Linked DNA regions of Homo sapiens: region 1 is linked to region 2. Evidence: read pairs that join two places in POLR2A ChIA-PET (ENCODE). Cell type or tissue: OCI-LY7. All regions are shown on one strand.

Region 1 (4,000 bases), 250 kb after region 2:
GAAGGGAAAAGTTGTTCTTCTGCATTTCACTAGGTTCAATTTACAACCTTGAGTTGAGCTGGCTCTGTACCCAGTCAACCCCTTTCATTGTCTCAGCCTGCACTGTCTGCTACTACTGGTTTATAAGCTCATTTGAAATCAGGGATGTACGCTGCTCATGTTTATACTCCCCTAGAACACTTTATATAGTGATTTATACCAAGAGGTACTTAATGCTAGTTTATAAAATAAAATTTTAAACATTGATGCGTTGTGTGAAGGCTTGAGAATTCAAGGAGGAATGCTGTCTTGAGCACACACTGTCTCTCACCTGCCCAGTACCACTGTGGTTCAGATCAAAACAAGAGCGAAGGGAGAAGCTTCAGGGCAGAGAAAAGCAATGGGGTACATCCCTCTTGAGAGTGTGAGCCTAGACTGAAATTCACGAAGGGGCTCAACGTCCAGGCTTCAAATCTTGGTTCTAACCATGTGCTAGTTGGGTGACCTTGAGCAAGTTGTCTGAACTCTCAGTTTCATCTTCTGAACAATGGATGAGATAATAGTATCTACCTCATACGATCATTCCAGTCTCGTGTGCCTCCCTGCTGTTACCTCTGCCTGGAATCATCTCCCAAGGTACCTGAATGATCAGCTGTCTCACTTCTTGGACTGCTATGCCAGTTTCACCTTTGCGGTGGAGTCCAGAGGGGCCGCATTGATATCCTAGCTTCTTTCTCTTCATTATATTTAAAACCACGCCACATATTCTATGTCTATTTGATTACTAATTGTCCCATCTCACCCCCAATAATGGAACCTGCCTTATAGAAGGCACTTTGTTTAGTTCACTTATGTGTCTTCTGTGCCTAGAATGGAGCCTGGCATGTGGAAAGTGCTTAATAAATATTCCTTGAGTGGATGAGCTGGAAGGTTAAATAGATTAATTTATGTGAAATGCCTTGATATAAATGTTCAATGCAAGTTAATCATTGTGTTAGTTATTATCACTCTTCAGCACATGTGGGAATCCCTTCTGTGTGCCCAGTACAGAGACCTAATGTGGTGCTTATCCTGGTGGTGGTGGTGGTGGTCTTACTTTAGGAAGGAATGCCTTGATCATCAGGTACATGCTGCGCACATTGAGATTCATCGAGAAGTCCCAGTCTTTCTCCTCACAATCCAGGACAGTTCCATGATGGACAAAACTAGAAGAGTGATTAAACAATGGAAGAATAACTGCCATTAAAATTTTTCTATTCCATCTGCTGATTATTTTTATTGTCACTTAGTGACTTAGACCACTGTCTCTTTCCCTTATCAAGACTTTAAACAATTCATAGTATCACTTAGTATATTATATTAGTAAGAATCCCAACAACTTAAGCTAGAAATGTCATCTGAAAACAAGATCCTTGTTTTCCAAACAAAAGTATGGTCACCGAACATAAGAAGCTTTATATTAATTGTGCTGGAAACATCAATGCCATTAAAAACAAACAACAAATAAAGGCGAACAGGGCTAGGCATGGTAGCACACACCTGCAGCCTCAGCTACTTTGAAGGCTGAGGCAAGAGGACCACTTGAGCCCAGGAGTTTTAGGATGCAGTGAGCTATGATCATTCCACTGCCCTCTAGCCTGGGGAACCAAGACAAACCCTGTTTCAGAAAAAAAAAAGAGAGAGAGAAAAAACATCTGCCCTATTTGCCTATGTGATTCCTATTTCAAGAGCAACAGTGCCCTCAGGTGGCACAGATTTAGAATTCTCAAGGGAAATCAAAATTGCAAGGAAAACAAGTGTCTGAACATCTCAGAGCAGCAAAGTGATACTGCTAGTGTTCTAACATACTGAGAGATGTTAGTTTGTTGTAAGAGAGACGTTAAGGCAGAACAAAACAAACCCGTAAAGTAGCTTTCACTATTTTTCAAGTTACGTTTTCTGAGGGAAGCTTCCAAAACACTGGAACCCTTACTGATTTGGTCCTCTGGACCCAAATTATGTAATTCATTATAAAATATTGTTGGCTGTGACTTCCATGTACCAAAGCTCTGCTATTTCAGTCAGAATGTCAGTTTCATGACAGCAGGAACCACATGATTATTTCTACATCCCCTACATGGCTGAAAATTTAATAGATGCTCAGAAACTAACTTTGCTAACTATTTGTTTCATGTTTCTGGGTGTATTCTTACATGAGGATGGAAGACTATTTATAAAATAGATGATCAGAAATTATTGCTTTAATTTAACTTCCATACATTGTAACACATAATACAGCTTTGTATCAGTACCATCTGTCTTGAGTAGACCTCATTTGCCCCAGATCATGTCAAACTCTAAGGCTGTCTTACCTGCTGAATTTTATGTGTAATGAAAATGCTGTGTAAAATCTAGCCATATTTCCCAAGGAATATGTCATGGTTCACAATGAATGATTTTGCCACATTATGAAAATTCTTTGAATGAAAGTCATAGAAAACTTTCTGTAAGGAAAGTGAAACTAAAAAGTTATGAATTACCCAGCAACATTAAAGAGAACATCAAGTCTCTCAACTTCATTGGCAAACTGATCAATTTGTTTCTTCTTTGTGACATCAAGGACACGAGTTTGAATACCTGAAAAATAAAACAAGAGGCACTATTCCTAAAAATGTTTAGCCTTGAAGGTTTAGCTGTTTTGAAGTGTGAAGTGTGAAGATTGCAACATCTATCCAGCTAGGCTTCATAGATTGCTGACCTTCTTACTAGGGTCTTAAGAATCTTCAGAGTCTCATTAGTAAACTTAAAGTCCATCTTGACTCCTCCAATAACCCATCCGTCCCTCTTCCTTCCTCTCTGTCCATTTTCCAAGTTGAATAATAAGGGTCCTTTCTGAGCAATGGCTTTATAGTAAAGAATGACTGGTGTACATTAGATGTTTCTCAGTAAGCCAGCAGTAATAACTGAAAATGGGCTCATTTGAAGTTCTTACAAACTTCAAACATTAATTTTCTCCTCTTTGCAGCTTTTCTCTTAATTTTCTCTTCTTTGAGGTATAATTGAGAAATAAAAATTGCATATATTCAAGATGTCCTTCCCCTATCCTTCCCCTGCCAGAGACTGGGTTGCTGGTACCTATACAGTAATCAGAATTTTGTCTGAGTGAGGGGTGGAGAAGAGCAAGTGTTCTGGAATAAGAGACTGTTTCTATTTGTGAGCTTCCCCTTTATGTCATTTCCATTATTTATTAGAAATGACTCTGTTAGTCAAGGGTATCCAGTCAAATACATGTATTTCTGGACTAAACTGCAAGGAGAAGAAATGAGAGGGTCAGAAGAAGGGATGACACCCTTGAAGGCTAGACATGAGAGATCTGGCATGGCGGGCACCTGAGAGATACACACTGCACTAGTTGCTGAGAAACTCCAAACAGTGTCTAACAAAAGCAGCAGTCATCATTATAAATATATACACATATTATTTATAATGTGCATAATATATATTATAACATATAGTAATATAATTTATAATATATACAATGTATTAATATGTATACATATAATATATAATAATATATGAATAATACATATAATATATAGTAATATAATTTATAATATATACAATGTATTAATATGTATATGTATAATATATAATAATATATGTATAATACATATAATATATAATTATCTATAATGTGTATTATATTTTATAATTTATAATATATTATAAATAATATGTATATGGTTTATTTTGGGGGAATATAGAAATAAAAGATTCATAAAGAAAGGGAAGACTTGAAATTTTGTTTCAGAAACATTTCCTTATCTTTGTGCTTCCCCAGTGCAGCAGCTTTACTTTGACTTGTTTGAATTATAATTCAACATATTCCAATTCAATTAACTAATTCAAGGAACTAATTGCTGTTTGATTATGTAACCTGTTCTATTTTGCTGTAAGGGTTACCTTTCATATAGGTTCTCTGTTCTGATTTCTTTGGGTAAACTGCAATTAAAATCCTTTGGTGTTGGAGTTTGGTTCAGTG
Region 2 (4,000 bases):
AAAATTGTAGGAATTTTGCAGGCTGATTGTTAAACACAGCCATTATTAAAAATTATAGAAACTGACAATTATATTAAAATCTGTTAAATAAAGCTCAATAATAAATACTCAAAACTCACTTCCTAGTTATTTTACTATAGACATACCTAATTTTATTGAACTTCATGGATATGGTATATTTTACAAGTTGTAAGTTTGTGGCAGCCCATATTGTGCAAGTTTGTGGTGCCATTTTTCCAACAGCATGTGCCTACTTTGTTAGTATGTTTTAGCAATAAAGTATTTTTTAATTAAAGTATGTACACAGGCCAGGTGCAATGGCTCATGCCTGTAATCCCAGCATTTTGGGAGGCTGAGGTGGGAGGATCGCTTGGGCCCAGGAGTTTGAGACAAGCTTAGGCAACACAGTGATCCTGTCTCTACAAAAAATTTTTCGGCTGGGCGCAGTGGCTCACGCCTGTAATCCCAGCACTTTGGGAGGCCAAGGCGGGCGGATCACGAGGTCAGGAGATCGAGACCATCCTGGCTAACATGGTGAAAACCCATCTCTACTAAAAATACAAAAAAATTAGCCAGGCGTGGTGGCAGGCACCTGTAGTCCCAGCTACTCGGGAGAGGCTGAGGCAGAAGAATGGTGTGAACCCGGGAGGCGGAGCTTGCAGTGAGCCGAGATTGCGCCACTGCACTCAAGCCTGGGTGGCAGAGTGAGACTCTGTCTCAAAAAATATATACATATTTTTCTAAAATTTTCTAAAATAGCTGTAGTCTCAGCTATTTGGGAGGCTGAGGTGGGAGGATTGCTGAAACCTGGGAGGTTGAGGCTGCTGTGAGCCATGGTCTTGCTGCTGCACTCCTACCTGGTGACAGAGCAAGACTCTGTCTCAAAAAAAACTGTGTACACTTGTTTTAGACATAATGCTATTGCACATTTAAATAGTGTAAACATAACTTTCATATGCACTAGGAAATGGAAAAATTCACGCGAACTAAACCCACAGTATCTCTGAGGTATGCTATACCTTTTACTGTGTTCCGTGTTTTTGTGGTTATGTCTATTGTATCTGCATGGTGGAAGTATTACAGTTTGATAGTGTGCACCTCTTCCCAGCTCTGTGTTCAGTGATGTTCTTTGGAACATGACACAGTACCACATAGGAGTACTTTCCCCAGGGAAATTTGAAAACACCACAGATCAGATCTCTGCCTGCTGCTCCCTACTTCAGGCTAGTTGTTAAACTTTACCAGCACACTTGTGATGACATGACCCTTCAAGTTGACTGACTTCTGTCAGTAATGAATAATCGAGGCATCAGTTAGATGGAGAGTTTACCTTTGTGAAACACTTAACTCTCAAAAAGAAATATTTTTGTTACAGAATAAAGCTTGTAACACCTAGTTTTCTTGGTGTTCAATGTTTTCCTTACTTCCAAATTCTCTAAGGTAGAGAAAGGTAAAGTCTGACTACTGGATAAGGGGGGATACTAATACAGTAGTTCTGTGGTCTCAAGTAAAAGCGTAAAATATTACATTTGAAGTAGAACTAGAAAGGATGCTAAACAAAACTGTGCTGGGCAAAAAAAAAAAAAAAAAAAAAAAAGAGGAAAAGGAAAGGCAAATAGCTCTATCTAACCAAAATTCTATTCATGTGAGGGAGCAAAAGATGATACAAGAGGAGAGTTTCTTCTGACCCCCAAATCAGCTTTTTAATGGATGAAGCTCTTTTTGTCCAGAGTTACTGAAGCTTCTGGATGTTGTTAGGAATTTAAGTTCCCAGACAGATTCAGTAAAATACTATAGCAGTCCAGAGAAAACCAAATAAACTTGCAGGGAGAGGGAGGGAAGGGAAATTCTAAGTATAAAAGATAAATCTACAGCTAAGGTTGAATGGCTGTTACAATTAAATTTTTTTAAAACTAGGAGAAACTGACTAAGGATTTCAAATGGAATAGAAACTGTCTTACACTTTAGGGTCTAAATGAAAGGCATATACATTTAAAATGTAAAAGAAAGAAATATATCATATGACTTTCTTCTTCTTTCTTACTTTTTTGAGACAGGGTCTCACTCTGTCACCTAGGCTGGAATGCAATGGCGCCATCATGGCTCACTACAGCCTCAACCTCACAGGCTCAAGTGATCCTCCCACCTCAGCCACCACCACCAAAGAGCTAGGACTACAGCCGCTTGCCGCCACACCCAGCTAATTTTTTTTATCTTTTGTAGAAACAGGGTTTCACCATATTGCCCAGGCTTGTCTTGAACTCCTGGGATCAAGCAACCTGCCCGCCTCGGCTTCCCAAAGTGCCATGATTACAGTGTGAGCTACTGCACCCGGCCTCATATGATTTTGAATAAGGCATTTGCTTTATGCTTTACAAGGTACTAGTAGTAAAAACTGTTTAGAGTGATGTACATAAAGAACAGTTCAGACACAAATGTAAGACCTGAAGCTATAAAACTACTAGAAGAAAACAGGTAAACCACTTCAGGACATTGGGTCTAGGCAAAGATTTTATGGCTAAGACCTCAAAAGCACAAACAGCAAAGACAAAAATAGCCAAATTGGACTATATTAAACTAAAAAGCTCAGCAAAGGAAACAGCAGAGTGAAGAGATAACCTGTTGTATGGAAGAAAATATTTACAAACTATTAATCCAACAAGGGACTAATGTTGAGAGTATACAAGGAACTTAAAAGTAAAACAAAAATAACCCCATTAAAAGTGGTCAAGCGATGTGAATAGACATTTCTCAGAAGAAGACACAAATGCCCAATAAGTATATGAAAAATGTGTAATATCACTAATCATCAGAAAGATGCAAATGAAAACCACAGTAAGGTATCACCTATGACAGAGTGGTTATTACGAAAATAACAGATGCTGGTAAGGATGCAGAAGAAATTCTTTTATACTGTCAGTGGGATTGTAAATTAATACAGCCTCTATGGAAACACAGTATTTCTCAAAAAACTAAAAGAACTGCCATATGATCTGTCAATCCCACTAATGGGTATTTATTCAAAGGAAAAGAAATCAGTTCAATGCAGCACTATTCACAGTGGCAAAGAACAGAATCAACTTACGTGTCCGTCAACAGATGAATGGATAAAGAAAATGTGTTACCTATGCACAATGAATACTATTGGCCACAAAAAAGAATGAAATCATTTCCTCTGCAGAAACATGGAAGGTACTGGAGATTATTGTGTTAAGTGAAATAAGCCAGGCACAGAATGACAAATATCACATGTTCTCTCATTCATGTGGAAGCTAAACATGTTGATCTCATGGAGGCAGAGAGTAGAATGATGGTTACCAGAAGCTGGGAAAGGTGTCTGGGTGGGAGGGGGGATGAAGAGACGTTGGTGAATGGGTACAAACATACAGTGAGATATGGAACAAAGGAATGTTTAATAGCAGAGTAGGGTAACTATAGCTAGTAACAGTGAATGCTTTTTGTATTTTAAAGTAGCTAGGAGAGAAGACTTGAAATGTTCCCAGCACTTAGAAATGAGAAATATTCGAGGTGATGGATACCCCAGTCAAGGTAACAAAATAGCCCATATACCTCATAAATATGTAAACTATTATATATCGATTTTTTTAAAAGTATAGCAGTTTGTTACAAAAATTAGCTGGGCACGGTGGCAGGCGCCTGTAGTCCCAGCTACTCAGGAGGCTGAGGCAGGAGAATCGCTTGAACCCAGGAGGCAGAGGTTGCTGCAGTGAGCTGAGATCATGCCACTGCACTCCAGTCTGGGTGACAGAACAAGACTCTTTTAAAAAAAAAAAAAAGTATAGCAATTTGGTATTAAACTGGAAGGACCAAAGGACCTAACAAATAATCTTTAAACCAGTCAATGCCCTATGTAACTTGTTTACCAATAAATTGGACAGAACAGATGGAACTTTAGTGGATACAGGTGGTTTATTTTTAAATGAGGAGGGAATACAAATTCCCCAGGAGATAACCTCTTTCTCTAAGAACATAAAGTTTT

Evidence for each region. Peaks named below come from ENCODE experiments on the same cell type or tissue, not always from the same donor. Only the 100,000 strongest peaks of a DNase experiment are listed, where the experiment ranks them.
Region 1: POLR2A ChIA-PET joins it to region 2 with 7 read pairs; 9 of 35 experiments call an interaction of 5 or more read pairs at or near these places.

What each region holds. Positions count from the first base shown.
Region 1 is chr4:103,090,102-103,094,101 of GRCh38, forward strand. It overlaps BDH2 (3-hydroxybutyrate dehydrogenase 2), which reads right to left. Exons shown (of 10, transcript NM_020139.4): 4 at 2,499-2,595; 5 at 1,076-1,184. Among named protein-coding and RNA genes, the nearest start is that of BDH2, 7.7 kb to the right of the region's middle. In OCI-LY7, CTCF peaks have their summits at 1,721 (motif pointing left) and 1,930; a DNase peak (open chromatin) is centred at 1,710; H3K4me3 peaks cover 680 bases; H3K27ac peaks cover 544 bases.
Region 2 is chr4:102,837,235-102,841,234 of GRCh38, forward strand. The region is part of intron 1 of UBE2D3-AS1 (UBE2D3 antisense RNA 1); the gene reads left to right. It also overlaps a transcript of UBE2D3 not described here. Among named protein-coding and RNA genes, the nearest start is that of UBE2D3-AS1, 11 kb to the left of the region's middle. In OCI-LY7, no CTCF peak of the experiment used is centred here; no DNase peak of the experiment used is centred here.